Regions from separate parts of the Mus musculus genome. Here regions 1, 3 and 4 are each linked to region 2. A link is a loop called in an ENCODE intact Hi-C map of the cell type or tissue named here. Cell type or tissue: gastrocnemius. All regions are shown on one strand.

Region 1 (8,000 bases), 410 kb before region 2:
ATTCAGAACTACTGTTGGATGAAGCATCTGTTTCTTCTAAGTGTCTTCATATATTGATACCACAAGACAGAGGTGCTCCACTCTTGGGGGCTCACAGATAGACTCAAGGAGATCAGGGAACAGGAGGCTCGTGGCTAAGGAGAAGCATGGTGCCTGGTTAGTGTCCCAGGAGATGGGTATCAGGGGACACCAGAAACATTGGGACAGGTCCTTCAAAGCTCTGGATGCCAAAGGGTAAACTGATCCAGGTGCTGTGATGTCACTGAGTCTCCACTCCTTATAGTAAAAGAAGCTCATATGAATGCCACATTCAAGGGGAAAGTACTGGGTTCGGCAAGTCTCTCTGACATCAGACTGCACATCAGAGTCAAGAGCGAGCTGTGAAGCCCAGCCCAGAAATCACTGAACTCCACCCTCATAAGCTTTCAGGGAACCACTTGATCCAGGAGCCTTCACCAGGCTCTGAGATACAGCCTAGCCTGTTCCTCCCGTGCCGAACCTGACCAGGTCACCAGTGTGATCTTTCACCTCTGCCCTTTACATGTGCTGCCTACACAGCGCAATGGAGGAGACACTTTATGTGTGTGTTCTCCTCTCCCTGAGCAGTCCCTACACCCACACAGGGTACGTCTTCTTCTCTACAATCCTTGTGTCAAGCCAAGCCCAGTGCAAGAGGGAGATGCTGGCTGACTGCTGTAAAGAGGGCCACAACTCAGGCACCCATCACGTAGACTAGACTACCATAGGTCAGAGTGAGGCTGCATCCTGAGGGAAGCCTGGGAGCAGCCATGCATGTGTTAGAAGGAGAGCATACCTGGTCGGGGAATGACCAGCTATACATCGTGGGTTAGATACATGCTACTGCAAGCAACAGAAGAGCCCTCTGTGGTCCTGGTGGGATATGGGGTTGGAAGAGAGCTGGCCAGAGAGGAAAAAGAAGACACTGGCAGCCAAGCCAGGTGATGCTAGCCGCATGTGTTGACTGGGAAACTCTCAATGCTAGTAAGTGATGTGGCAGAGCGCCCCCACAGCCTCACCCCAGCTGGTACCAGCATACTCAGCTTTACCTTCTGTCTCAGGGTCCTTAGACACCACCATGGGTCCCTCGGGGCAGGGCACAGTGCAGCTGGCATCAGCAGACTGGGAGGCCCACTCCTAGCCTCCTCCCTGAGATATCTGGAGTCAGCCCTCCCTCCGAGGGCTCCGCCAGCCTCTCTCTCAGGCAACAGCTGCCTTCCCTGGGGGAGACGTCCCAGCGGAGCGAGGCCAAGCCGAGCTAAGAGCTGAACTGGAGGACCGCTGTGAAAAATAACACAGCTGGTCAGCTGCGCCATTTCCTGTACAGCACATAATTAGGTTAGATAAGAAACTAGCTGTGTCTAAGTGCTGTAAATGTCTATATTAAGCTATTTTGAAAGTGCCGAGCACTTTGACATTTGAGAGTTCAGAGTAATTGAGGTATTGAAATAAAATTGCTTCTGTTATTTAAAAGGTCATTATCGTCTTCAGCTAGATATATGAGGACTATTTTCCACTCTAGTGAGCCGTTCTCTCTGGCACAATTAGTGTCGCTTGAGTAGAGGCCTGCCAGGGAGACTCCCACCCAGCAGTCCCTACCAGAGGCACAAGGTAGAGTTCAGATATGTGAAGCGGGAGGAGAGAGAGGAGAAGCCCCTGACACCGCACAGCCCTTGCCAATGGCGGCATAAGTGCATGCTGTGCATCTCCGATTCATCCTCTCAGGCATCCCCCCAAGGATGCCACCATAGTCAGAACACTGTAGATGAAGCATGAGAGTCTGCATCGGTCACCCATGTGACTTGTGGGAGCAGGGAGAGACCAGAGCAGACCACTGGACACGTAGCAATGAGCAGGCTGTGGGAGTCTGTGTCTTTGGGTTATGCCAGTTGTGGGAAGAGTATAATAGCCCATGAAGAACATCCCCTGCTCCCCAGTCCATGAGTGGAAAAAGACAAGAAACGGGCAGGGAACTAGACACAGCACAGTGGCTGGATGTGCTAGAAAACACTAGGGCTGGCTCCTCCACTCTCCTTTACGAAGCTCAAACGGCTCTCTCTGTCTTCTTCTCCTTCATCCCAAGCCTTCACCAGCCCTTGTGTTTTCAGTGTTTGTTCCAGGAAAGCACAGAAGCCATAGTGACCGCTGCACAGAGATGGAGGATTTAAAGTGATGGTCCCTGGGAGGGAGATTGGATGGGCAAGCGTGCTGGCTCCAAGGACAGCCAGAGGCTGGCACATCAGGGTCTGGTGGTCAACCTCCTGAGGCACAAGATCCCTGCCACGCTCATCGGTGTCATTGTAATACTGAGGATCCAAACAAATCCAGATCTCAAGCCACCGGTACAAATGTGGTTGTTTTTACAGGAATACTAGCTGACATAGCTTTTTAAAGGTCTCATCCAAGCATCTTAACTCTCCACAGCTCCAATTATTGAGTTAAATAAATAGATGCTTTAAGCTACAATCTAAAATACCAATGTACTATCTAAGAGAGTAAAAAGAAAACTATCCTTGGTTATTACCAACTTACTATACCACAACTTTTCAGCATCTCTGAGGCACTTAACCTCCAAAGGCTTGCTATTCAACACTAGGGGACCTGCTGCTCCTGGGAGGGAATGATGGCGTCCAAGTCCGTTATGTGTGGCTATAACCTGAAACTGGGGAACTTAACAAGAGTGGGGAGTTAGTAATTTTGTATGATTCTGGAGGTTTAGAAGCCCAAAGTCAAGGAGTTGATATCTAAGGGCAACTTTTGTGGCTCATTGCCCCACAGTAGAAGGCAGAAAGGCAAGAAAACACAGTCACCAGGCAGCTGAATACATACTATCTAATTCTTACATGACACATCAGTTCATTCATAGGTAGATCGCTCTTGACTTAATCACCTTTCATCAGGCCCCATCTTTCAACATTGTTCCATTGAGGACACATTCAAACTGCAGCAAATGGGGGTGGCGCGTCCCCCAAGTTATATTTATTTAGACAGTCACGCTGTAAGAGACCCTGTGCCGAGGGAGACTGCAAAGTTGGTCACATAGGAAGCATGGACACTTTCAAAGCAGAGACTCAAACAGGTAATATACCATGTTCAAGGCAGCGCTGTTCAGGATGCAAATGTCTATGGACGAACGAGTGGACACATACAATGGATTAGCCTTCTAAAGGACATTCAGACCTATGCTATAACACTGATAGCCCTGAATACGGTTTACCAGCTGAAATAAGCTAGACACAAAAGACAACAACCTACTATATAATAAACTATGTAAGCCCACTTAAATGAGTCATTCAAGTAGTCACGTTTATAAAGACAGAAAGAACAATAGTGATTTTCCCAATCTGTGGGGCCGGAAAGCAGGGGGATTACTGTTTTACTTTGGGAAAATAAAACCTTGCTAGCAATGGTGCTGATGATGTTTCTACATCAGTATGAATACCCCTGGTGCCATGGAATTGTACCCATGAAAATTATTAAAATAGAAAAATTTGTATCATATATACACATATATATTCCCCATGGTGAACAAAAGTTTGAGGATAAGGAAAATAAAGAAGTGTGCACCCTAGTATGGTTAGTACTGCAGGGGACCCAGAGCGGCAGGCTGGAAAGCAAAGGAAGAGTATAGAGTCCCATTGGACATTTGTCTTTCTGTGGTCTGTCCATGCTGCAGGCTGAGATCCATGTTTCAGGAAGCCAGTCTGAGAGCTACACAAATAACGGTTATTGAGACGATCGCACAGCCTGGCTCAACATCACACTAGGAGGCAGTGAGGATTCAGCGAGGCCTTGAAGGCAACTTGAGACAACAGAGAAACAGAAGAGAGCTGAACCAGGCTGGCATGAGCAGGGAACCCATTTACTGAAGAGCCAAGGAGGGATGGGGAGTCTGGTACTTCCTTGGAAAGACCACATTTTTAAAAACGTGCTATAGGACTTGGGTTAGAACTTCATGGTAAAGCACATACTTGGCATGTCCTTGGGTTTGATCCATGGCACATTAAACACATGTGTTGAATTTGGGGAGATAGGTACCACACCACCACAGACCCATGGAAACAAAAGCAACCTGTGAACATAAGCTACTCCTGCCTTCTTCCAGAGTACCTATTTCACCTAAGAAAACATACTACGTATTTCTAAATTGTAAACAATTTCACCAGTAATAACTGAGGCCAGAACCCAGGGCCTTGCACACACGGGACAGGAATTCTCTCACTGGGCAGCAGTACCCTACCACCATGGCCAACATATGAAACAGACCCAAGGGGCACACGTTGGCTTGTAAGTTGATTCCAAGATGAGCTATCTTCTTAAGAAGTGTGGACATTTTCCCCCAGGCCTCAGAATCTAACTGTAGTTTCCTAACAGATGGTTCCAGAAGCTGTTGGGGATTTCTGAGTCTATGGGGTTGGTCCTGACTGTCCCCACTGTCCATAGGTCCTGTGCCCCACATCAAAGAATCTACCACCTTCTTCTTGTCTCATATAGGAGGAGTTTCTGCAGCCTGTCAGAGTATATGCACCCAGGATTCCAATCCCAGACACAGGCCTGAGGTTGGCAGAAGGGACTTGCAAACCCACACAGCCTGTTGCCACCCCCAGACAAATGTGTTATTCCAGGCTACTCTCTCATGGAAAATGGCAGTGAGTCAGGCTAAATATAGCAGTGTCTTTCTGCTGAGTTTGGAAGCCCTGGGCAGTGTGGTTTGGGCAGAAGGCTTAGATGATGGCTTTAGAGAGAAACGGAATCTACAGAAAAAAAGATGACCCCCTCCCCCATGCCGCCATCTCTTTCCTCAAGTTTTCATTCCAAAGCACGTTCATATTCCTTTTCAATGTTTTTTGATTGTTTTTGTTTTTGTTTATGTTTTTCGAGACAGGGTTTCTATGTGTAGCCCTGGCTGTCCTGGAACTCACTCTGTAAACCAGGCTGGCCTCGAACTCAGAAATCCACCTGCCTCTGCCTCCCAAGTGCTTTTCAATGGTTATTGAGTTTCTAAGTACTGAGAGGCCATACTCACATACATACATACATACATACATACATACATACATACATACATACATACATACGTACTGTGTATGTCAGCAGGGGCATGTGGTGACAAAAGCAGACAGGGACCTGTCCTCAGGGGGCTTGAACTTCCAGCAGAGAAGAAAGCTGCATTTCATAGCCCTGTCCCAAGGGAGAGTGTTCTGAAGAGGACAATGGGTTACAAAAGCAAAGGAAAGATCAAGATGAGAAGAGGTCAGTAGGGTCTGACCTCTGGGCCAGGCACAGCACTTCGTGTGTTCTCAAGATATGGAATTGGAACAGGGAGTTTGATCTCCCATCTCCAAGGAGGAGAAGCTGACAGGGGAGGTTGGCTGCCCAGTAGCATGTTCACTCCTGTCTGGGCTTGTGGACAGCTTGTCCCTAGGTTGCAACTCTCTTACAAGTCTCCTGTACACCCGTCTCTCACTGAAGCATCCATACACATCCATGTTTTGTATCATCCTGGAGGTGGGCTTGCTTCTCCACAGGGAATCTGAGAGCTTGAATGCCCTCCCAATACAGAGACAGACCCAGTTGAGGACCAAATCTCATCACACTAAAAGTAATGCTCATGCAACTGAGCAAGAAGTGCCAGGATTGCAGCAAACAAAAGTGTGCATGGAGAGATGGCACAGCCATTAGGCTCGACTGGGGTTCTAATCCCAAGTCTGGTGACCACGCCAGACAGAACTGTTTGCACACCACGGTTGGTCAGTCCCTAGAATGTGACAGCTGCAAATCAAGAGCAGGGAAGGAAGGAAAGGGAGAAGACAGAATAAAATAAAAAATAAAAAGGCATTTTGGACTGGAGTTTGATTAAGAAGAGAATTCTGGGAAGGCAAAGGAAGGCAAATGGGATTAAGCTTAGAAGAGATGGGAAGGAGGCCACCTGAGCACCCAGGGAAAGCTGCAAGCTCCCAAGAAGGGCCACCAGAGGATGCTCACAACACCAAGTGACAGATCTGCTGCTCAGAGTCCACAGAGGTGGGAGGAGACATGGGCAAGAAGCTTACTGGGCAAATATATGGTGCTTGTATCCACACCCACGCCCGCTAGGTCAGGAGTCCCCAGTTTGCACAGGAGTAAGCTCCCTGACATCTGTCTACCCAGCCACGTCCTGACAATGGACAGGGAGTTTATGTATGAGGAGCCACCCCCATCTTTATGTGGATATTTGAAATAGCACGTGGACAGTAATAGACTGAATTAGGTCCTAATCTTCTAAAATAAAAACAGTAAGAGTTAAAACTAACCACCTACCAAGCTCTCATTACTGGGAAAGATTATGAGAAGAAATCCGGAATGTGGAGACTTTAAAGGATCTACTTATGGAGGTGATGCACCCCTTTACCTCCTGCCATGGTCCTGTGGCTCTAGCATCCTTCCCACGAAGATTTATTTCACCCTTTGAAAGGCCTCTTTCTCCATCAAAGAACAAGGCAGCATCATGAGCCACACTAAGGCAAACCATAAAGTATTCAGCAGCAATCTTTTCTTACTCACCATTGGGATCTCAGTTAAAACCCTGTGGTCCAGATCATTTCTGGGCTGCCTCTAGTCTTGGATATCACTTCATACTCCACTCCCCTAGAGGGGCTACCAGGGTCTGGCACTTCTGCTCTCTGGAAGCCATTTTTCCCACTGGGTATGTGAGTCCCTACCCCCTGCCTCTGGGATGCTACTTGCCCCTTCGTGAAGTCTCCCTCAGAGAGACACTCTTCCAAAGTATGTGTTCTGAATCTTTTCTTTAGATTTCTTGGACACTTTGATACAAGTCCATAACTGAAAGTATAAAGTATTGATGTTGGCTAAATCTGAGTTTACTGGTGGCTTTTGAGAAAGTCAAGTATGAGGGTTCTGACCCCGTTTCTCACACTCACAAAGCAATGGCAAGGCTATCATCTCCTCACAGCTGCTGTGAAACCCCAAGGACCATAGGTAACACACTGCAAATTTTCTGATTAGGAGCTGGCCAACAGGATAATATCTTGACTGCCAGCTCTACTGCCTTATGGCTAACTAAAGATGGACGAACATGGGAACAGCTTGGGAAGGACTCCTGGAGTTGGACCTTGACCACTGAAAGCTCCCTAGAGTGGGCTTACAGTACATGCTGATCCCAATCCATTGCAGAGCTGACCCCCAACTCAAGTAGATGGGAGGCTGCCCAGTGCCCTCCATCCACTGGATACCCTCACTCTGTCCTCTTGTTAAGACTGAGCACTGCTACATCCTTGGGATGGAGGATAGGCCTCCATAGGAGGGGACTTGAAGAGGCATGGGAAGACACAGAGGTGACCTGAGTTCTGATCCTGAAGACCACAGGCTTGTGATCTCATTCCTTTAAGTAAAATGTCTTATGTGTCAACCAGCAGGACTTCTGTACAACGCTTGTACCAGATGTTAAATAAGGACTCAGTTAAAACCTTCTATTCCGAGGTCACATTCCTAGGGATCCATCCCAACTCACTGCAGAGCTATGGGTGTGGTAGAGCCCAGTCTCATCAAGAGGACATAGTGAGGGTGTCCAGAGGATGGTGGCCACTGGGCATCCTCCCAACACCTTGGGATCAGCTTGGGATGGGGTCAGCTCTGCAGAGGGATGACTCCTTCAAAAGCCCGCACAGGTTGATGCCCAAGTATTGCTACTTAGGATGCAGCATCAACACTGTTAGATAGTGGTACTCTGGAGTAATTAGTCCCCAGGGGGCAAATGACACTTAATGTCCTCTAACTCCTGATTCTTATGTAAACAGGTTTCTCTGCTACAAGCCCAGCCATGATGTGCTGTCCTCATGAGAACCCAAAGCCACGGAGAGCTTAACTTTGCACTGGGAACTCCAGAACCTAAGACAAAACACACCTTTCCGTCTCTGTAAGATAAACCCAAAGTTTGGGTTTTTGTCATTGTGATGGAAAGGGCCCTAAATCCACAAAGCCAT
Region 2 (8,000 bases):
TGGCTAGAAGTAAACCTGCTACATGTGAGTCACCTTTCTGTCACTGTCAAAAATACCTCAGAAAGTCAACTTTAAAAAGAGAGACTTATTTTGACTCATAGCTTCAGAGTTTACATCATGGCCACCCGGCTCCAGTTTTCTGGAAAAGGCACAGTGGCGTGGAGCATGAGGAGGGGCCAAACTGCTCATCTCACGGTGAAGGTGGACAGGAAACAGAAAAAGATAGGAAGGGATAGACATAGCTTATGCCCTCCCACGAGGTCCCACCTCTCAATAACCCATCAAAGTATGACCAGCGATGGACTAATATATGTGTGAGGCCAGAGCCACTTCCCCAAAACTCCACTGAACATTGCTATAGCTGCTAAATACATGAACCTCTGGAGAACATTCCAGAGCTAACCATGATGGGCACCCTTAACCCTCAGCAAGAAACTTAATCTTACAACTAAGTATCCCCAAAGAGCCTTGGAAAACTCAGTGACGCCTGCTTCACTGGGCTATATGAAGGGCTGACTGAGGTGCCACATGCAAAGCAGTCCACACAAGAGCGAGAACCTAAGTGCTGAACTAAGAATTGTGTGTGGTTGTGCATGCTTGTTGACATGGCCATGCCCAATCTGTAAAGGGAACTACCAGTTTACAGAGGGGAAGCAGAGGCAATGTGCATTTCTACACAAGCTATGTTCAGTAATGCACTGGCCCTCAAAGGTTTCACAGAACTACCAGAAGGAATGAATATGTCAGCAAGAGCTATGACACTTGATAAACAGTGAATCATTACCAATGATGTGACCTTCAGAAAACACCTCCTGAATATCTAAATTAAAAAAAAAAAATGTTTGCTATGGATTAGGAATGTAGCTCTATGGCAGGGCACATTCTTAGAATGTATAAGCTTCTAGATTCAATCTCCAGCACCAAAGACAGAAATAGAAATTTGACCATAAATGTATATGCTGTCTGAATTACAGCTGACTTTCATATGACAGTAACAAAAGGCACATGCAGAATTACTAAAAAATTGGCTGGTGGCAGTAAATGGTCCAACATTTACGTTTTTCAGAAAAGAATAACTTTTTCATGTTCTCCATCCTCTCATTTTAAAACATCCACACATGTAATAGTCACAGCTGCAGCCACATAAAGCTAACGTGCCTGGTGTTCCCTGGCAGAGCTCCTAACTCCTCATACAACCGCCACATTCAGCCTGCTGCCGATTCCACTGGCAGCCGCTGAGAGGGGAAGCCAGGGAGAAACATAAACTTAAATTCTCATCAGATGCAGGCACGGAGAACACTCCTTGGCTTCCCTCCACGCCTGCAGGAATGAGACCCTGGCCCAGGCTCTGGGATCTGGGGCTAATGCTGCAATAATGTCTGTCAGAAGTATCCCAGATCCCGATTAACCAGCTGAACTACACGAAGGCCCACATAGCTACTAGGGTGCTTTGTCAATGAAACCCTAAGAACATACCTGCAAGCTAAATGCCACTACTTACTATTAGTTTGTTTTAGAATTTCTAGCATTCCAAGGAGAGTTAGATTACATAAATGGAAAGACACAGCTGGGTGCATAATGCCGTGGCCTTGGTCCACTTCAACTGAATATCCAGCTATCAGCCTATGTCCTCCAAACATGTACATCTTCACACTTGTCAGACCCTTCAGACACTATGTTCCTTTGCCTTAGAGGAAGCTGTTCCTGGTCAAGTAGACTTAGGCATCTGGTCTACCAAGTACCATCCTAATCCTAGGACGTCCTAGGCACACAGGAGGTCTCATGATCAGTGCCTGTCAGCATATCCTGAGATCCTTATCTGTCTCCCAATTCTAGTGAGAGCCAGAGGCCAGAGACTGGCAAGATGCCCTAGAGCTCACACAGACACTAAATAAATGCTGAGCAATGAACAATGCTCAGAATTGAGCTTGGGACGAGAAAGACAGGTGCAGAGAAGTGTAGTTTGAAAACGACATAAGTGGATCATCCAGAGATGATGATTTCTAGACACTTCCTGTTCTACCTCATTTAGAGACTGTCTGCTGCTTGCTTTCTTACTCCCACCCACCTAACCCTAAAGCCCCAGACCTTACTTTGCCTACTAATAAGCATTATTATAGTCTGGGACGAGAATGATCCATGCAAGAGGGGAGCTAATTACAATGTCAGAGAAATTCTTAGAATCTTAGAATAACAACAAATTAAAAAGAGAAAAAAGGGAAACTCATCACTTTGAACAATTAAAAACAATTTCGTAAAACAAAATTTTCTTATTTTTCAAAACTGAGCTCAATTTTCAGATTCCCCAAAGCATCCACTTGGTTACAGACAAACTGGTTTCTGTATCCTACCCAGTAGGAAGAATCAGGGACCCTAGTTTTGGTTCCAAGCTTGCCCAGGATCAATTGAAAAGGATGGGAAAATACTCCACAATGCAGAAAAGAGCCCTTCTTGGGCTAGCAATGGAGTTGCTACCTCCAGTCTGTGTCTGTATCCGTAGGGCGGGAACGAGGCCTGGGATGAGCTCACCCTTGTGTTCTCCTTTGTGTTGTCCTTGTATTTGCAGCTGCAAGCAAACTGAACACTGAGTACCATGTTCTCTTGGGAGGTCCTACTTTCTGTAACCCAGTCCGATGATGCCAGTGGTGGCCACTAGAGTAGAACCCACTGCGAGACGAGCACTGAGAAGAGGGAACCAGACACAGACAAGAGTGCTGTTTCAGAGACTTTCACTAGGAAGGAGGGCCTAACTCCAGAAAACATCATTCCTCACTGCCATATTTATGTCCTCAAACATGCAAAGAGCCCCACAGTGCTCTGCTACAAAGGCCAAATGAGATACTGTGTGTACAACATATAAAGAAACCACATACATATTATGTAGCATCTGATAATTCTACTATGTAACCTTTACCAAAAATAAAAGCTGTAAAATTGAGGCTGGAGAGATGGCTCAGCAGTTAAAAGGACTTGTTGCTCTTGCAGGGTGATCTGGGTTCAGTTCCCATAACCCACATGGTAGTTCACAGTCATCAGTAACTCCAGTTTCAGGGGATGGTACCCCTTTCTGACATTCATGGACACCAGGAACATAGGTGGTACACATATATTTATTCAGCCAAAGAATACTCATATGCTTAAAACAAACCTTTTTTAATTTTTAAACTTTAATTTACTTTTATTTTATTGTGTGTATGGGTGTTTTGCCTACTGCCTGTAACACTTCCATGCCTTATGCCCACAGAGGCCAGAAGAGGGTGTTGGACTTCCTTGAACTAGAGTTCTAGACAACTGTACAAGCCCCTACAGATGCTGGGAACTGAATCCAGGTCCTCTGGAAGGTCAGCAACTGCTCTTCTGCTAAGCCATCTCTCCAGCGCATTTTTAATTTAAAAAAAAAGGAAGTCAAGAAATATTAGCTAACTATAGTTTAAACAAGAATAATAAACAAACATTCAAAGCATCTATTGCAGCCAGGGTCACAGTGCAGGCCATTGTCCCAGCACTGAGGAGGTAGAACAGGAAGGATCAGGAGCTCATGGTATATCAAATACATAGTTTGAGGCCAGTCTGATCTTCAGGAGACTGTCACAAAAAAAAAAAAAAAATAATAAAGAGCAAGTAAACAAACAACAAAAACTACGCAATGCACACCTGGGCTAGTCAGATCTAAACTCTATGCCACCTGACCCCCCTCGAGCACAGAAGATCTCACTCCAGGTATGACATCCTCTATCAAAGATACCAAAGGGTCTAAAAAGCAAGCCATGGAAGACCACAGAAGAGCCTCAAGAAAGGGTCTTTTAGAGCAGCACTGTAGGGACTCAACAGTATAACCTTGACCTACCTGGGCAGGGGTCTGGCGCCCCCTAGTGTTTACAAAGGAGAAACAACCACCAACAGAGATGTTCACATTGGTAATCTAATTATCAAAAAAGCGTGAACGATACAAAAAGCACAACAATAATAAAACTAAGTCTTGTAACAGGTATACTTATTTATACATACTAACCTCAACTGTTAAGCTGCCTTTTACGTGAGATCAATCATCTCATTTGTACAGCTTCTGTAATATCTTCATGGCTCTTCACAAGACTTCTTTTTAAGGTTCTTCCTAGTTCATAGGAACCTTTGCCTGTGGCATGAGAACTGCCCACAGTTACAGGATCCTGCCTGTGGTCTTATGTGTTGTAGTCTTGTCTCCCTTGGCAGGGTACAATTCCCACTCCTGTTTTACAGATGAAACATGATCTCACAGCCACCAGTTGCCAGTCTGATGCTCTAACTTCTTGGCCTATGACTTCCAACTGAGCCGTGAGAGCTGGCTGGCCTTGGACATGTTTTCTGTTGGCAGTGACAGGGTCAGTTTGTGGCCCTGGACGCGTGGTATAGACAGCTTTCAGGAGTTGGTTCTCTTCTTCAGCTGTGGCAAAGACTTGCTCATGGTTTATGCTACTGTGCAGGTAGCGTACCCCAGGCTATCCAGCCTGTGAGCTTCCAGGAGCTTCTCCTGTCTCTACCTCCCATTTCCCTGTGCTAGACCACAGATGTGCAACACCACACAAAGCTTTTCACTTCCAGGAACTAAACTAAGGTCATCAGGTTTGTATGACAAGAGCTAACCCATGGGGCAAACCATCTCCTAGGCCCCTGGACAAACTTTGAGATCACATGTATATCTTATATATTTAAAAAGTACTTCTACAGTGACTGAGGTCACTGGTGTCAGTGTATTCCAGGCACTAACCTAGGCAGTTCATTTATTAACTCCTTTAACAGGATAGATGTTTGACATTTCCCCAGAGAGAGACAAGCTGCGGGCAATGGAGATGTATACCAGACACTAGCCCAGCCCGGCAGGCTCCCCAGGATCCCCCTTCTTGGTTACATTACACTGTCTCTCAGTGGGTGTTTTCCAAACTTCCAGCCAAAGGATCAGTGATGACCTTTATAATGAGGGCAGGCCAAATCTCACACCTTCAACTTCCGTCCTAACATCAGCAGTACACAGAGGCCTTCTGTACAAACATACAGACTTTGGGCCTAGTTAATTCCTATGTGTGAACGTTTTACAAGATTTTATAATAAAGTTTATTTTGAAAAAAATCAGCAATGCTACAGATTGCTTCAGGTTGCAGGGTGACTCCACCCCCATCTTGCATAGGCAAAGTCACAACCCACTGTCACCTGACACCTACAGGCTCTCCCAAGTCACAGAACAGCTGCTTGGCAGTTCTGACTACAGATGATCTGAGCTGAACCATCCCGAGAGACACACTTAACACCAGACAAATCGATGGACACAACTGCCCACACCAACCCACTACCAGGACAAAGTACGCCTATTAACGGGAACTGAGTCAAAACATGAGTATGCCCCTCCCAAACTCCACTGTCCTCACTGCCATGGTCTCTCCACTGTCTTTACACTGCAAAGATCACTGGGCCCAGCACAACATAAGGCTGGAAATGGGGGAAGCACACACCATACAGTCAAATCACTGTGAACAGTGAAACTGTGATTTCCCTGACAGAGACTCTCCCGCAGCAGCACAGTGGTGACTGTCTGATTTTACAAGTGTACCCAGGCAGCAAGCTGTGTGTCTAACACAGTTTGCATTTGTGCCCTGCAATAGGTTTTCTGCTGCAGACAGCTAAGAATCCCTTGCAGATTCGTCTCATTTGCTAAATTGAGATACTCAGTGTTTTACTTTTCTTCTCTCCCTTTTTATGGTCTATCTGGGTGGACTTAATTGGCACATCTGAGCAGATGAAACACCCTCAGTTAGGAGTCCAGATCTCACAGAGTAAATTAAGACTGATGCAGACAATTATGCCCTGAGCCGAGAATAAAAGGTGTGCACAGAGCAGGGAGCGGGATTAGTCTTCATTTGTGTCTTGGTTTTATTATTTCAAAGCCTGCATACTCTCTAAGAAAACATGTTTGGGTTGGGAGGGGGGATTTCTTTTCTCTTTAAAATCTAGATTCCTAAGAAGAAAGTACAAAAGAAAGCTTATTTCCTTGATAAAGAATTAAGCTCCTGGAAACATGTTAAGAACAATCTTCAAACTGTCATATTTAGGTTTCTAGACCATATCTAGATTAAACATTAATCTTATATTTTCAGAAATCAAATTATTAGGGCTTCTAAAAGAGTGTAAATAAATCAATTTAGCTTTTGCTTAAGTATGTACAGTCTAAAATTGCTGACTATCCACTCTGTCCAAGCAAGGATCCATCAGAGGAGCAGAAACGATCCAGCCTAAACTGGATGCTGGCAAAGGAGGAGAAAGAGGCTCCACGACACAATGGCTGGACCCCAGGCAGGGTGGAACTGACACTCCCTACCCCCAGTGGGGAGAGAACCCATGTTGGAGATAGTGCTGTGAGTCCCTGCAGCAGACACAGCTGCCGCTGGACTGCTCACAGCGTCCCCTTCCCACTGCTCATCAGTACCTCAGCCAAGAGAGGGATGGACAATGAGGAGTGCAGTTACTCACACTGTCAGCACACCAGATGCCATCCTTCCTCATACAGTCCTAGAGGACTCTGACCTTCCTAATGAGACTCTTCAATGTTCATCCTAGCTCGCCTGAACCCTTTCAGGGTCTGGCCCTTGGCAGCACAAGGGACAACCTGTTCCTCCTCCATGTGCACAAGCCAAACCTCCATACTAAGCTCCAACTCAGCCAGACTGCAGAAGCCCAGCCAGTGCTCCAGAGGAAGGGAGGACAGAGGGGAGCATCAGCTTCTAGTTGCCTCAGACAACTGAAGACCCACTGTAACCGTTACACAATGAAAGGAGCCTTTATCAGCAATTTCAACTCTAGTTTAGTTACATAAAATAAAAGTAAAAATCAGGCACAAAAAGATAAAAATTTAAAATTACAAGAATGTATTAAAGTGAGTTAAATCTGTTTTTGAGCCATAGTCTCTCATATTTCACTCCAAAATAAACCACCCCTACTGTCTTTTGAGGTAAGAGCTGTTTCCTTTGCTGATAGTGATCAAAGTTTAAGAAGCCATCTCCCTAAACCATTTCCACCTCCCAGATTCCAGGTTTCGGTTGGTTTTAGCCATGAGAGAGGCAGCTACGTGCTGCTTCTTGGCACCACCTTGTGGTCACACATGGACACTGTACTTTCCACCAAACCACAGTGGAATTTCTAACATTTCCCAGCTTCAAGCCTTAGCTCTAGCTCTTAACAGAGAGACCATGGGCAAGTTGATTATAATGTATTTGTGAGGGCCACTATAACCATAACAAGGCAAAAACAAGTATGTATAAACTCAAAGTCAGGAATAATGAAAAATATGTAAGGCTTTCCCATCTTGATATAGCTATGTATCTACAATTATAGATGGGAAGCCTGTACGCCAAACACAAGGATCAACTGGAACCAACTTCTGGCTGAAGCACCAGCATGCAGCGCAGTGCTCCAGATGAAACCAGGCACTTGAAACTGTGGTTTCTGACCTCACTTGTATCTAACTGACAGGAGATGAGGACTGGATGAGGATTATCTGGTTTAGGGTGGAATAGAGAAAGCACTGCACCTCAAAGCCCAACATTAACAATTGTTTCCAATGGCATCAAAGGCTGAGTCTCAACTCGACCCCAGACCCTCTCTTACGTAAGCACAATTGTCAAGGCACACAGGAAAGCTTTTGGAGAACCCAATCAGTCAAAAGCTATGGTCTCAGAAGAGAAACAGTAATAGCCATACAAATCTTAGCAGTTTCCAACCCAGACAGCACCCCAGCACTCTTGGACAAGTTTCTGGGTGGGATTTCCAGGCTAGGCTTGTACAGTCATCCCAAGGGTCAGGGACCAGTCTTTGCTAAGTTCTGCTCCAGTGCCTGCTCCTTACTACAGATGTACAGGCAACTTCAATCATAGCTAGTTTCTAGATAGGAATTAAAGTTAAACGATAAAGCTAACTTCCTTCTGCCAACAGAAAACAACAAAAGTCTTTAGAAATGAACTCCCTCCATGCCT
Region 3 (8,000 bases), 180 kb before region 2:
GTGGCCATGCTCGCAAAATCAACAACAGAAACAGCACACGGGAAAATGCTAACATACTAAGTCATGTTACCTATAAAGATTGTGTACATCTAGTATCAAAGATACCTCACTTCAAGTAGAGGTGAGAACATGGGTCCTAGGATATGGATCGCTGGTACAGCAGGTGTTTTTACCCAGACAGCCTTGGGTTCTATCTCTAACACTCAAAGAAAAAAGAAAGAAAATGAAAGTCCAGCTAGGACATGCTGGAAAGAGATTATTTTCAGCTAGCACACACAAAAGTAAATTGTCATATTATTTAAAGAACTGTCCCAAGTCAGATAAGAACCAACCAAAAATCTAGACACTAGTAGAAGCACAGACCGGACCTGAAGGCCCAGTGCACGGTGAGTAGATTGCAAATTTTGGCTGTTCCATCTGCACTGCGGTGGCAATGGAATGGAGTTTCCTTTCTTCTTGGTTTTAAGGTTGAGTATGACAATTCAGTAACACAGGCTCTGGTCGGGTGTAGTGGCGCACGTACTCAGCACTCGGCACTTACCACTCAGCACTCAGCACTTGGCACTCAGGTGGATCTCCTTGTGTTCAGGGCCACAGAGCTTTCTAGGTCTGCCAGGGACACATAGTGAGACTCTTTCTAAAACAAACCAGCAAACAAACACTTCTAATGAGTGCACAAATTTGGGAGCCTCAAAACATGTCTCTCTACTTAATAATTCCATTTCTTCACATCTAAGCTTTAAAAATGTGAGCACAGCCCCAGAAGATGGGAACCTGGCCATAGACAGCCCAGTGTTGCCATGCTCCAAATAAAACCCTCCACCTTTGACCAGCTTGATAAAGTCCACATTGACTCAGTCCTTTGGACAAAGGTTTGGGTTTTTGTTATTTTGTTTTCAGTGTATAGAAAATTGAGATCCAATACAATGACAAGATATACTGCAGAGAAATCCTTCACTTTCCGAAAAGTATCGTGTATGACAGTAGTAATTGGGCAGTGGACATGGGACAGATTAAGAGGAAAGGTTTGGGGAGACAACTGCTATGACACAGACTCTAACACTGTAGTTGTGACAGCCGGCTTTCCTGAAGATCAAAGGACAATGCTTTGAAGCGTTCTTACCGGAATCCTTACCCTCCAGAGAGTGGGCTGGGCCTCTCCTTAAGCGAGAGTCTCTGAGGCAGGATGAGGAGCTTCTCCCCAAAGCAGTGATGTTTCATCACCAGGTCAACCTCCCTAAACAAAGAGAAGAGGTTGGTGAGATGTCCAATGTATGTTTGTGTTTCTGTGTGTGTATCTGTGTCTGTATGTCTGTTGTGTGTCTATCTGTGTGAGTCTGTCTGTGTCTGTGTGTCTATGTGTCTCTGTGTGTCTCTGTGTGTGTGTCCTCATCCGTCTCTGCCTGTGTCACTGTGTGTGTCTGTGTCTGTGTCTCTATGTCTGCTGATACATACAATGCCAGTGCTCTCCTACTGAGCTCCACTCCCAGCCTCTCAACAGAATCTTGAAGTAAAATAGAAAAGATATTTATGTAGTCCTTCTGCTACTGACTTCTGTTACAGAAGAATTAGCCACCGTTCATTACGATAGTGATAATTATACAATACATAAAATATACTGTGTAGATCAAATATGCAATTAAATAATTATCATTTTATAAGCTTTTATGGGATGATGAGCAAGGTTAACTACAGAGGGAGATGGAAGCTTCTGTTTCATTCTTTCTCCCTTTTATTCAGGTCAGGATCCCAGCCTAGGAGCCGGAGCTACCCACAGTCATGATGTGTCTCCCACCTCAGCTAGACTTCTCCGAAAACATCCTTCCAGGCATGCCCACAGGCTTGTCTCCTGGGTGATTCTACGTCTTTTCAAATAGCGAGTGAGTGTTAACCATCTGTGTTATTTAGGTATTTGTCACCTTGACACAAGGCATGATTATCTGGGAAGAGGGAACCTCAATTGAGAAACGGTCGTAAGTAGGTGGAACATTGTCTTGATTGATGGTTGATGTGGGAGGGCACAGTCCACTGTGGGTGGGTGGTTCTACACCAAAGCAGGCTGAACAAGCCACGAGATGCAAATGCTTCAGTTCTTGCCTCCAGGTTCCTACCTTGAGTTCCTTACCTGGTTCCCCTTCATGAGCTGTGACCGGAACATAAAAGCCAGCCTTTTTCTCCCCAAGTTTTTGATCATAGTCTTTAGAAAGTAAATTAAGACACTATCACATTCAGCTTTCCATTACTATAACAAATACCTAAGATGGATCAAATTATAAAATCTCCATGAAAGGGCAGATTCACTGTTTCCAAGCCTCCAATAAGAATGTGGTATTCATACTTCCAAGGACTAGAAATTCTCCCACTGGGTTCTACATCTTTTGAGTCCTCACCTCGACAGTGCCAAGCTAGAGACCAAGCTTTTAACACCCAAGGAGTGCTCCATACTCAAACTGAGCAAGGGCTCCACTGAGGGAGTCCCCGAGCCTTGGCTTCAGGAATCAGAATCCTAGAGTGCTATTCTGGTAGAAATTAAGCTGTTTCTCCTAGGACATGGGATTTGACTTGAATGTCTGAGATGATTGCCTCAGGATGAGAGGATTCCTGCCTCCATTTTTAGCTGCCTGGAGCTCTTTTCTTCCACCATTCAGACAGGCTTCTTAGAGCAGAGAAACTTAAGCAATGTATCCAGCCTTCCATAGGTCATGGCACACATACAGCATACCACTGAACAGAGGGGTTACCTACAAGTTGAAGGTGACAGCTGCCCTTTCTTTTCCTCTGCTATCTCCCAGGAGAGATATACACATAGCAAACCATTGGAGCACATGCCGTTAACCCCAGCACTAGGGGACAGGGTGAGTCTCTATGAATTCAATACCAGCTTGATCTACATAGTGAGTTCTAGGCTAGCCAAGACTACATAATGAGAAACTGTCAAAGAAGAAAAAGGAAGGGGGGAGGGAGAGCAGGAGAGGGTAAGAAAGAGGAAGAAGAAAAGAACAAGAAAAACAAAAACAAGAAGAACTCTGTCTAGTTATCTTTCCTCCATCGCAGGGAGTGATCAAAGGCCTCGGGGCACCTGTTCTGAGAGCCTAGCTTTAGGTGTCTGAAGACCCAGAGCCAAAGCCTGGGGTGAACAGCAGGCCATTATTTATCTGTGATGTCTTCATACTCAGGGCCGCGCATGGTCAACCTGATGGAAAGTCTAGTTTTTCCTCTTGAGACTAGTGACAATCTCTTACCACTGCAACTGCGTGAGTTGGTGATTCAGGAGGGACTTGAAAGAAACCAACTTTGCTGATTTCTGTGGGCGTGGATGGACTGGATGTGGCTTGTGGTCAGACTGCATGGCTGTCACCCAGATGTACTTCCTCACATCATACAGAAAGAGATGAAGGTGAGAGTGAGGGCAGAGGTACCCTTCCACCTCTAACTGTGTTGCTTATTTCCCATTCCAAGCCTCAGTGAATGTCCCTGGGTCAAGTGAGAATATGCCAAAACCATTAGCAAACATCTATCACCATTAACAAATAGATTATAAACCAATACTAAAGAGTCAACTGCCAACACCATGACAATGCTTCCCACCAGCCTGGCCGTGATACTGCAGCGTTACTTACCCAAGGACCTCTGGGCTGGGTTTGCCCTAGACAGTAGAACACAGACCAAAGCCATACCTGGTAATGCCTCTGCTAGGCCAACACATAGGAACTTAAAGAACCCTAGGGTATCAGGCACAGCCTTGTACCAGCTCATCCCCCAAGGCCAATATCTAGTGGTCCTCATGATCTCCACCTCCATTTTCTGGGTATTTGTTCTAGGGTGGCCCTCTTTGTCACAGCCCTGGAGTTGTTTGCCCTCTGAGCCTATGGGAGCTATAAGAAGAAAGACTATAGGTAGAGGCCTTACATAGGTCATATACATAGGCTCAGAGATGTGAGAGCCTCTCTGGAAGCCCTGGGAGGTCTCAGCAGGTCAATCCTCTCTACAACCTTTCACATCACATCTGAGGCCAGAACAAGTACTTCCAAATCCTTTGGCTGTGGTTTGGGGGCCATTCCAGGTGCTTGGACATATTTAGTCACTGTCAGATCAACTCTACAACCATGAAAGCAATGCTCATTTCCCATAGTCATTTATCATGCATACAAGAGCAGCTAGAGTTCTGTCAGTGGTGCAGCAAAGTGGGTAGTAGGGCTCTGACCTGCTTGGCTTTTTCAACCCTGACCAGAACTAAAGCAATGACTTCTCTCAAAAACAAATGAACAAAAAAAAAAAAATCCAAGCACTTTGTTACAGTCAAGACTGTGATGACCAAAATATCAAGGGATAATACAGTGTGCCACTGAGAGTCCCCTTTGAGGGAGAAGCTGATAACCAAGTATTTAGGATGCTATTAGTAAGCAGCCCTTTTGAAGGCATCTCCATCCACTGACTGATGAAAGCCCAAGGATGAACAACTGGCCACTCCCACCCAACCCAAGACATTCTGCAGTCCCCTCTACCACAGCTCTCAGGGGTGTTGGCTGAGTCTCCCCCAATTAAGATCTTAGCTGATGTTTCCCTCTGTCCACACCTGCCCCTTGCCCTCATCTGGCCACAGGGTGGAGGCGTGGTTTCAAGAACCTTCATTCCTTGTCTTCTGAATCCAAGTCAGTATCTGAAGTCAGTGAGACATAATACAACATTTGTACGCTTTTCCATAGAACTGAAGGATCCTTGAAGTACATTTTAAATTGATTGTATATATGCATATAATATGTTTTGATCACATCTACTCCTTATTCCCTCTCCAACTCCTCCCCTATACCAACTACCACTACTCCATCCCAACTTTGTGTGTTCTCAGGACCACTGAGTCACCGAACGAGACTAAGTGCATGGCAGTATGTCAGTGAAAAGGACACAGGCAAAGCGATGGGTCACCTCCACTGCAAGTGCTATGGAATGAGTCTCATTGCTTGGAAAGGAGCCTGCTGGCCCCCAGCCTTCCCCAGCCACAAAGTGTATTCTCAGCAGCCTGCAAGGAGTGCCCACTCCCGACAGAAGTCTAGGACTCTCTGGGAAGAAACAGTAAGAGAGCCTCAGCCCTCAAAGAACCTCCAGGCTCCTGTCTACCAGTGTCTGTCACTGGTGCAAATGTGGGGAGCCTTGTGATCCCCAGGCCCGGCTGACAATGTTCCAAGTTACACCGAGCTCTCGCAGACTTTGCAGGAGAACCCTTCGCTCCAAACCACTAATGAACTCCTTCCAGCTCCAGCTTTAATTAGTTTTCATTGCAATATTAATGATCCCAACAAACCATTTCAACTTTGCTGGTGCACAGCTGGAATTCCTTTATTTGGCATTTGGTCTCTTTATAAGAGAATCCCAGGCGCCTCCTCCTCTCGGCTTGCCCCATCGAGGGGGAATAAGATCACACTCTTACTTTGCTTATCCCTTGGCCAGCCCAGGGACAGTAGCTTTAATAATTCTGAAGCTGGGAGCATTAAACACATCACAAACTGCCATACAAATAACATATAATATAACTCCAGGATTTTAATTACAGTGACTAATATATGTACCAACTCTGAAATCTCTACGGTACCATTAGGCCACATGCATGGACATTATTGGGAGGCTTAAAATGTGCACAAGGTGTGCCATTAGTTGATCCAAGACCTTCCAGGTCTAGAGTTTTCACCTGGGACTTGAAATTCATTTCTTGGGCAGTTTGAACCACCCAGCCAAAGGCAGTGCTTCTTTCATTAGTGGCGATGAAAAATGATTAAACTTTGTCTCCAGCTCAGGTCAGCTTGTGTTGAACATGTCTGGGCTCGATGGCAGAGCAGTGAGGAGTTCTAGGTGGGTTCCTCTGGCTCCTTATTTTTCTCTGAGGGAGAAAAGCAGCAGCAAACTGATATGAAACTGTGGACCCCCCCTGAAACTTGTCAGCCTGGCCTTGCTGGAAAGTGACCTGGACTTCTATGGGAATTTACCCAGTGTTCAGTGTGGGATCCTTCCAGACATATGGCAGGAGCTGAATTAGTCCCAGAATTAGTCCATTTGCTGTTGCTGAAACACAATGCCTGAGGCTGAGTATTTTGTAAAGCAAAGGAGTTTATTCACATTTTAGAAACTGAAAGTCCAGGATAGTGTCTCCATGTTTGAACGGTGGTGAGAGCCCCTCTGGGTGTTGTAGCATGGCAGAAAATAGGAAGAGAAGCAACAGTATCCAGAACAAGGCAAAGAATGCAGGTGACCTCACTAGTAACAATGAACTCTAATGAGAGCTGGCTCTTGAAACTAGAACGGATCTTTCTGAGGCTGGTATCCTATGGCCTAGTGATCGCCCACCAGACCCACCTCTTAAGGTACTTCACCACTTTTCAACACTACCATCCTGAGGACCAAGTATCCAGCACAGAAGCCATACTCAAACCATAGCAACCCCCACTGGGCCTTTCCAGTGAAAGACCAGCAACCTCAAAGACTAAAGAGCTTAGAGCACTCTGGTCTGGCATGGCTGACATCAGCACACAGCAGCCATGCTGTGGGATCAGCAGTAAGAAGCTCACGGTGACAGTACAATTCCAGAGGTGGAATCAACAGAAGTAGGTCCCAGACAGTGACTGAAAGGGTATCAGAGCAAGGAAAGCAAATTGGCCACACATAAGAGGGCATGGAAAGGGGGTGGTCACAGAATCTCACACTAGGGTGTAGAGCAGACCTTTCCAGAGTCCATGCTAGCAATGACAAAGCTTCTCCCACTCTCCTAGCAGTCGAAAATGTTTTTGCCCACAGCTTGGGACACAGCTCGTATCACAACCATTGACACAGAGACCATTGGCATGGCTTCCATATTTAAGAAGCTTCCATGACAAATTATCTGGGCAGGGGCTACAACAGAGACAAGTCTCCAGCCCAGGGTCTCTACATCCTCATCCTCAGAGGAGCATGGACTCACTGTGGCCAGAAGGCTATTCCTTATACGTGACCCTTCTCTGTAACCTCTGAAGCCCACTAGAAGGGGTAGCCTGGCTCCAGAAACCACCATAAGAACTGATTATCTCATTTCGCAGATCCTAGAAGTGGCCCTATAGCTCCTGGCAAGCTCCCCAAAACAGACCACAAAATGTAAGAGGATTAAGGGACCTATGTACAAAATGTTATAAAATATTTGTAAATAAAATACCATGTAATGTACCAGACCTACTTTATTCAATTATTATTTGATAATAAAATTATTAAACTATTATTTATCTATTTTCTGTGTGTGGCTTTTTTGCTCACATATATGTCTATGCGTGCATGTATGTGGTGCATGTCTGGTGCTTGTGGAGGCCAGAAGAGGGTGTTTGATTCTCTGGAACTGGAGTTACCAATAATCGTGAGTCTCCATGTGGATGCTGGGACTTGAACCTAGGTTATCTGGAAGAGTAGCCATTGCTCTTAGCCACCAACATCCAAGGAAAGAGAAACCTACCTGACATCTTGAAAAAATAAGCCAAAGCTGATTAGAGACTTACATAATGAACCAAAGCCATAAACATCCTTAGATCGGGACTAAATCACCCTCATCTAAAGCTAGACAGACGATGTTTGACTTGATCCCCAAAGCACCATCCATAAGTAGAAGAAAAAAGATAAGCACAAGCAATTATCAAAATAAAATCTGTCCATACAGAGCCTTAAAAGAATAAAGGGGCCTACAGAAAGCATCCAGATGTGTAAAAAAAAAAAAAAAAAAAAAAACCTTAAAAGCAATTAAAGAAATTTCTACACTCGAAAGGAAGCAAGTAACTTAGTCAAAGATGGACAGAGGTGAACACAACTCTTTTACCAAGAAAAGTGCATCCATACAGCTGCAAGCAAGGTCATATATGATTTCAGAATCACGGGGCATCTGCCAAGGAAGACACTGAACACTATCTATAAGACCAAGACAATGCGTGACAGAGAGGATCAGGTCCCTCGCATGCTGCCAGAGGTCATACAGGAAGTGGTGTGGCTGCTTG
Region 4 (8,000 bases), 170 kb before region 2:
TCAGGCACTGAGTAAGGGTCTTGCAGTGCGGATGCCAAGGAGACAAAGCTTGGAGTCAAGTCTCACTGTCACCCACCTGGCCTCTGTATTCCTGACGCTGACACCAACATTGCAGGATTGGAACCTGGACTGTGATGCAAACACACACAGCCACGAACCGCAGTGAGCTGGGAATAACTGGGAACTGTCAGGGGAATCCTCAGCTCTTACAGTCAGAACTGTGGCTGCCGGAGCCAGCCTCAACTTCCCACATGCACCTTCAGGAAAGGCAGCACTATCCTGAGCTCTTCAGACCGGCAGAGCAGTGGGCAGAGCACAGTCCCTGTAAGACATGGAGCTCTCAGGATACACAGAGCCACCACCATCTCTCTGACACGCTGTACCTCTCAGAAGCTCTGGTCACAGTGGGAGACCATGTACTGTAGGAACTATGAGGGTAGCATTCTATGGAGCATGGTGGGTAAGGAGGCAGGTAGCCCTCCCTAGGAGCTCAGGAATCTTCTCTAGCAAAGAGAAGCCTGAAGCAGGCAGGACAAGACTAGGGGAGGTGGTGGTCTGCGTATATGACATCCCCGAGGGTGGATGATAGACAGGGACAGCAGGAATCAGAGCATCCCATTAGAACTGATTCTGCAGGAAGAGTGTGAAGACTTCAGGACCAGCCTCCAAGGTGACCAGACTTGAAAGAAAAGGCACGAAGGAGCCAATGCCCTCCAATGGTGCATCAAAGCCAGTCATGAACCAATGATGCATATTAGCATGTAAGATTTTTGGACAAATTAGATACCTAGACGCCAGTTGGGTTGGGCTTCATCACCTACATCCTTTTGAACTTGATCAAAAGGCTCACTTTTCTGGTTGACGTGGGCCAAACTATGGCTAAAAGATAAACCCCAATTTTTCACCTGGATCCTGGGTGGGCACTTATGTGGGAAAGGCTATGTCCAGGTGTTCTTGCATCAGGGCACTTGAAAAGAGCAACATAATTGTCGGGGATGTGTGTGTAGTAGACAGTAATCCAATGATAATGACCTTATGAAAGACACACAAAGGAGGGAAATTCCAGATAGAAGCTGCATGCAGATATGCATCCAAGTGGTATGAATCTGGATGCTTCCTGCCTCAGAGCCTTCATGAGGAGCATGGCCCTGCTGACAGCTTAGTTTCAGACTTCTGGCCTCCAACTCTGTGTGGGAGTAAACCCTTGTTGCTTTCAGCCCCCTAGCTTTGGCGACTGTTATAGCAGCCACAGGAGACTCATCAACATCCTCATACATCATCAACAGTAGACAACACTTATCACCGTCCTGGTCTTTTTCTGTTTCCAAGTTCTTCTCAATGAGTATGTTACTTTTATTATGGGGAAGATGGGGAAAAGAGCTGTCCTTAAAATACAACATCTTGTGGCTGTCACAAGTGTAGAACCCAAAGAAGCCCCATTTCCTCCCATCTGAGATCTCCATCCTCCAGTACCCGTTACGGGAGGTCTGGCTGCTCTCCCGTGTCAGGTGAAATCGGAGGGCCCCACGAGGCAGCTCATCTGAGGACAGGCCTGGACACGCAGCACAGCCTGTCTGCCCTGGAGCCCGGAGGAGGAGGCCATGTCCTCCAACCAGCAGACAGGCTTCTCTGCGGATGCCACCGCCACCCTCCTCTCCTGACCACGCCTAGCGCCTGGCTGTGTCCTTCAAGTCAGATGGTGGGTAAATGTCTCAAGTGCCCTCCAGGCAGAGATAAATATCAAGGAGCAGGATCCTGGAATCTGGTTTCCTATTTTTAAATGGAATGAAGGATAAATCATTTCTGCTGACTGTTTTTACCTGGCTGCAGGAAATGATGCATCGCCATTTTTTAAAAGAAAATTAAGCCTTTAATTCCATGACATGTGTAATAAAATGGCACTTCAGCTCTCTGCACTGAATATATGGCCCATTGTGTCCTAATTTACTATTCTGACACTACCTAAAATGTTCTGAAGTTATTAATGTGGCAATATATTCAAGCACAAAACCCAGCCTTCATACGCTACTGAAGCACTTAATTAACGCAATGGATGGCTGTGCCGGAGCAGAACAGGGTAACAGCAGGAGGTGCTGAGTTCCCTTTCACCCTGCCATTGATGCTGAGGTCATCTGGAGCCCACGATTATTATTCTGGAAGGCAATGGTGACAGCACCTGACAGACCTGGTTGTCCTCAGACCCAAGGCACAGTTCTCTCTCTCTTTCTCCACTAAGACTGCGCTTACACCATCCCCTTACTCTGATACGAAATTCACCTTTCTTCTCCTGCTTGTTTATAACACTGACTAATGTGGTCAGAGCCAATATCAACTGACCTCACGTCGCCCCTGCCCCCCGCCCCTTAGCAGTGGGAACATCCACTGCATGGGCACCTCTGGACATGTCCACGGGATCACTTGGAGTGACAGCCTTTCTCTTCTGCCAAACCATCTGAATGAGCTCACAGATGCCTCTGGGATCTCCAAGGTCAAGCGCTTCAACTCAGCCCCAAACAAAGTAAAAATCCCATCTCATCCTATACAAGGGTCAAGTTATTTGAGTGGTTGATTTAGCTTTCTGAAGACTCATAGAGATTTGAAACTTCACACACACACTAAAATCTTAGCAAAAGGCATGAGCAAGGTTCCTGCTGGTGACCAGAGTTGGTGACCCAAGAAGAGGATAATAGATACTGCTGAGACTAAGCTTCTGAAGGGGACATGACCTTAAGCAAATTATGTAGCTAGCAATAGTACACCTCCCTCCTAGGGATGCTGTGGTCATTCAAATTCTCCCATAGACTTAGACCCACACCTGACATATAGACACAACCACTATGTGTTAGCTGTGGACTGGTCCCACACCTCACACAGTGGCTTGCTGAATTACCCAGCACTTGAATGACCTCCCACATTGCGCGGTTAAGTGAGTATCCAGCACTATAAGGCTCATGTGTGCCTGCACCTCCTTGTCTCTCACTTTCAAGCCTTCAGCAAGCACACTCTCACTGAAGACAGTTATACCCCCAGTGCCCTTCAGTCCCTTCCTCTTTCTCACTTAGCTTCTCAATAGCTTTAAAGCTTTTTACTCACTGACTAGAGTTTCCGTGTATGTGTGCATGTGTGTGTGTGTGTGTGTGTGTGTGTGTGTGTGTGTGTGTGTGTGCATGTGTATGTGCATGAGGTATGTGTGTGTGTGTCTATGTTAATGCACAGTAGGTTGTATAGACCCTTGTTTGAGTCCACCATCTGCTTCCTATGAAACCAAATAACCACGTAGGCCTTCAAGACTCCAGGAGACCTAATCCTAATCTGCCCTCGACTCTCCTCTCAAATCGATTTCAGATCCCTCATATAAGATCCATGAAATCAAGGACTCTGACTGTTGCCTTGGCTGCCTGTGGTAGTTAGAAAACAAACACTCTTTAGAAACAAAATGAATGATCAGATCCCTGCAGTCTATACCTACACCCTATGCACTACTGAACAGCAGGAAAACATGCTAACAAAATGGGTCCATTTAGCTAACCCTATAGCAACCCCTGCACCAAGCCAGTGAACAAGTGGAAATCAGGAGGGGAAGTACTCGATACCAGCCCAGGCTTCATCTCTAAGAACCAGAACGGCCCTAGAAAGACCACTGCACTCAGCTACACAGGCTCCGCACTGCGTCCATTTAGGGGCATCTTTAATGTAGAACACTATCAAGCTTTTGGATAGGGCAATGCACAGCCTGCTCCATCAGAGTGAGCCCCCACCAAGCCTCTTTCCTGGGTCCTGCCCAGACTCAGCTATGTTTCTCTACCTTCAACTGGTGCCTTCCTTAAGAATTCTCAGAGCAATAACCAGAAAGCATAACTCGACTGTCACTCGAGGAGGAAGGGGCATGGAAGGCAGACAGGAAGAGGGGACACTTTGGTGCCATCAAATCAAATGCAGCTTTAAGTCCTGTCCCTGATGTTTACTCGCTGTGTGTCCTTGAGCCATCGTTCTCTTAGAGTTCTCTAGCTTCCAGCACCTAGAGACCCTAGAACATATGGCCTTAATTCAGCTAGATATCGCACAGGCAGCTGATGGGGAGAGCCTTAAGCAGGTCCTTGTGCTGAATGTGTGTGTGAATTCTGGCTGCAGGAGGCAGACTTCTTCACCAACAGCAGCACATCCTGGCTTCCCTTCCTTCACCATGGTGGGAAGCAGAAAACACCACTATTCCTCCCTGCACATGGGGCCAAAGAGGTTCAGTGGATTCCCATAGTCCTTTGCTGGTGTGTAGGAGTAAGAATGTGAATAGACAGCAGCCTTAGGCCTTCTGACAAGTCTTGCAGCTTCTGCTCAGCCAGGCTGCTGCCTGAGACTGGTTGGGGCACAAAAGCCAATTGCTCAGCTCTTCAAGGCAGCCACAACATTGTGACCCATCTCCAAGCCAATGTTCCACTCCCTCGTCTCAGACTCTCTCTCTTTTCTCACCTGCATTTGTGGGGTCTGAAGAGAGATGACTCCCAAACACAAATCCTCACCCCATGGCTGGGCTGGGCTGTTAAGCCAAAGCGACCATAACATTAAGACCAAAACCTGGGGACAGTGCTGCTGACAGCCCCGGTGACAGCCCAGCTGGGAGGACAGCTATATTTAGCACATGCTTGACCTAAGATGCTATCTGCCAGGAGCAGAAGCACAGCGAGGGGGCAGAGGGGAGTAGGGGAGAGGCCCTCGTACACTCACAGGGCCCCAGCCATGGAGCCTCAATTAGCTACTCCTGCAAGTGTCGTCTTTCCAAACACAATTTTGTTTGCAGCATTAGAGAGGCTTTATGACTCTCCAGGACGCCTGACTGAAGTCACCGCGTATGGTGACCTTGTTAGGAGTGGAAGCTAAAAGCAGCCGGCTCTGTTTGTAGGATAGGGAAATTTCATAAGGAGGTTGACCAATGTGCTGGCTCTGGTTCACCAAATCAGTTTCCTCCGGCACCTGGGAGATGGCAGGTGGGGTCCCAGGTGAGCTGGCCTTGACTGTGTTCTTTGGAAGATCTGTCAGTCCTTTGAGTTCTGGGTCCATCCCCATCTCACAGACAAAGAGACACAAAATGTTTTTGCAGAGATTTCACCAAAGGCCTCAGCAATACTCGAGCTCCAGACGTGTTAATATCTCCCACTTCTGGAGGTGACCCAAGAAAATCAGGGCTGAGGTAGAGGCCTCATTTCCCAGAAGCAATCTTACCTCTGCGCCCTTTGAAGTGCCTGAAATTGACCTGAGACTGCCCCTGTCAGCACCCTGCAGGAGGCTGCTGAAAGCACTGTTGGCACCTGATTAAAAAGAGGCTTGTAGTCCAGCCTGTATCTCAGGCTCTCATCCCAAAGACAAGGAGTCATGGCCTGCTCAGCCTGGACACTCATCCCGGAAAGAGCCCAGTGGTTTCTTCTCACCTGAATGTGGGTACCCTGGGCTAGACCAGGGAAGGACACTTAGAGCTTCCCTGGGATAAATAATGTTGCCATTGGGGCTCTGGCCCTTACTGCTTTACTTAGCGTTCCTCTGTGTGATGACATAACCAAGAAAAGTATCTTAAAGAAGAAAGGGCTTTTTTTTTTCTGGCCGACAGTTTCAGACAATTGAGTCCATGGTCACCCGGACAAGACAGTTGACATTCAAGTGGCCCATGGACCCATGGGTAGAGACTTTATCAGGTTGTAAAGATAGCTTAGTTGATAAAGTGCTTGCTGTCAAGCTTAAAGACATGAGATCAATTCCCCAGCATGCACATAAAAGCCGTATGGAGGTGCATCTGTAGTCCCTGTTTCTGGGGAGGCAGAGGTGGATGGATCCAGCTAGCTTAGCTGGTCGGTGAGTTCTAGGTTCAGTAAAAACAAAAAAGATTAGAATGACTGAGGAAGATAGGTGCTGACCTCTGGCCTACAGACACACACACACACATGTGCCCACGTGCACGCACACATACATATGCACCCAGGTGCACACATGCAAAGGATTTTTATTAATCTTCTTCTAAGATCATAGTTTAGGGGTAGTTTTATGCTTGTAGGAAAACCGAGCAGAAGGTTTACAGCTGCCCCTGTATACACCTACCCCACACAAGCACAATCTTCCATCTTCTACATCCCAGAGAGAGGTTCCTCACCTTCTTTCCCCTCCCTGAAAATTGTCTATAATGAGAAAAGTACATTTTACCAAAGACGAAAGGATGAGCAAAGAGAGAAGGGGGAAAAAGGACGGGCAGCAACGGATCCTTAGCCCAGAGTAAGAAGCCAGGCAGGCTATTGACCCTTCAGGGATGCTTTTTAGTTTCTCCAGCTGTAGTAACATTCACCCATTAAAGTGTGTAAGTTTGTTTGCCTGTCCATATACCACCATGGAGAAGAGACCATTTCAAGGCTTTCTTTATCCCATAGGAAGAATGCCTCCGTCTACCTGCTTTGGTAGCTAAGGTCATACACAGAAGGGCCTGCCCCTCCCAGCTGTGCTGCTGGGGGGAAATGCCAGGCTTGGAGCTGCCCTTATGCACATCAGACAATCGAAGTAGGAGTATGGGGTGGTCTGTCTAGACCAATCTACAGTGTTCTCCTATGACCTGAATAGATAAGACGCCCCAATGCCAAACACTTCCAAAACAGAACATATCTTCAAGGGTTCACTTTATACTTCATAACATTTGTAATAAAATCCACAACTAATTCAAGGTAAGATTCTTAGTGGATTAGTTTCTCCACAAAACCAAAATTTCCTTCTTTTTTTTTTTTTTTTTTTTGGTGTGATAATGCAATGTCTGTATTCCACAAACCTGTCACACACACACACACACACACACACACACACACACACACACACACTCCCACCCACCCCAGCACTATGGATGCATATGGGCAGTATCCAGGAATGGGGTCACTCTTCAAACCTTAAAAGGAGAACCATGAAGCTTGGGTCAGAACTGACAGGAAATGCATTGGGGAAAAGGGTGACCAGCTCTGAGTTGGGGTTTAAAATAGATTGTAGAGAGCTCGGTGTGGTGGCACATGCGATCACAACGCTTGGTCTGTGGGGCAGGAGGATCAAGAGTTCAGCATCATTTTTTGGCTGTGTAGGAAGCTTGAGATGAGCCACTCTCAACCTCAAAAGAAAACACAAAAAAAATCACAGGCTGCTGTTTTAGGCAGCTTGAATGATGGTGGCAGATTCACTTAAGGCAAAAAAGACTCCATTTCCTGTTGCTAAAACCACCCACCTACACACAAATAGTCAAACAAACAAACAAACAAACAAACAAACCAAACCCCCTTGTTTCAGGTCATACACCTCTCTTTAACTCGAGCTGCTTTCCTCTGAATCACCTACATATTGGTAGGGAAAATACGCACTTCACACAGACTGTCTTAGTCTGTGCAAAGGAGCAGGGCTGACATCACATGAGCCAAGACCAAGGGTGGAGAAAGGACTTCACCATACCCACAGGCTAGGAAGAGCCTAAGCTGGAAGTCAGACACAGGCTTTTCTCTTCTCTAACTGCCTCTCAGGGAGCGCTGGTCAGTGTTACAGTCACAGGGGTTAGAAGGGGTATGGAAGAGGTACCTGATAGTCCCTAAAATCCCCACTCTGTGTCTGTCTGTCTGTCTGAGGCCAGTTCCTTGCTCTATTCAAAAGGTCTCCTACCTACCCTGGACTGACCCAACATTTCTACAGCAACAGCCATTAAAATGTTTCCCTAGGGTGTGCCCTGGCCTCTGTGGCTTTAATTTGCTCCAAATAAAACTGTGGTCCCTGGCAGTCCGTTTCCTCATGGACATCGCTCTCGCTGCTGCCCTTGGCACTGGTGACATCAGTTCTATATCTGATTTGTCTTCTTATGCAATCCTTCTTCTTCTGTCATCACAAACCCAGAGCCCCAGCGGGTGGAGTTTTTCTTGGAGGAGGGTGCCTTTCGGTGGAGCTTGTCAATGTGTTCTGCCTGGAGAACACTCCATTGCTCTCCTTCCTAGCTCTCCACGTGC

What was found. A loop is a pair of places that touch in the nucleus more often than their neighbours do. Peaks named below come from ENCODE experiments on the same cell type or tissue, not always from the same donor. Only the 100,000 strongest peaks of a DNase experiment are listed, where the experiment ranks them.
Region 1: a loop joins it to region 2, with 4 times the contacts of the local background. A loop is called at or near these places in 3 of 42 quality-filtered maps.
Region 3: a loop joins it to region 2, with 4 times the contacts of the local background. A loop is called at or near these places in 2 of 42 quality-filtered maps.
Region 4: a loop joins it to region 2, with 2.7 times the contacts of the local background. A loop is called at or near these places in 2 of 42 quality-filtered maps.

The regions. Positions count from the first base shown.
Region 1 is chr14:32,944,348-32,952,347 of GRCm38, reverse strand. No RefSeq gene overlaps it. Among named protein-coding and RNA genes, the nearest start is that of Gm36674, 33 kb to the right of the region's middle. In gastrocnemius, no CTCF peak of the experiment used is centred here; a DNase peak (open chromatin) is centred at 1,146; H3K4me3 peaks cover 432 bases; H3K27ac peaks cover 3,303 bases.
Region 2 is chr14:32,530,198-32,538,197 of GRCm38, reverse strand. All of the region lies in intron 5 of Ercc6 (excision repair cross-complementing rodent repair deficiency, complementation group 6), which reads right to left. Among named protein-coding and RNA genes, the nearest start is that of Ercc6, 21 kb to the right of the region's middle. In gastrocnemius, CTCF peaks have their summits at 3,872 (motif pointing left) and 7,118 (motif pointing left); DNase peaks (open chromatin) are centred at 6,585 and 7,112; H3K27ac peaks cover 4,027 bases.
Region 3 is chr14:32,712,271-32,720,270 of GRCm38, reverse strand. Gm28651 (a long non-coding RNA gene) reads right to left here. Exons shown (of 5, transcript XR_874509.3): 2 at 1,136-1,237; 3 at 542-637. Among named protein-coding and RNA genes, the nearest start is that of Gm28651, 31 kb to the right of the region's middle. In gastrocnemius, a CTCF peak has its summit at 4,604; no DNase peak of the experiment used is centred here.
Region 4 is chr14:32,697,842-32,705,841 of GRCm38, reverse strand. The region is part of intron 1 of Gm28651 (a long non-coding RNA gene); the gene reads right to left. It also overlaps a transcript of 3425401B19Rik not described here. Among named protein-coding and RNA genes, the nearest start is that of Gm28651, 16 kb to the right of the region's middle. In gastrocnemius, CTCF peaks have their summits at 1,243 and 4,692; no DNase peak of the experiment used is centred here; H3K4me3 peaks cover 2,831 bases; H3K27ac peaks cover 7,779 bases.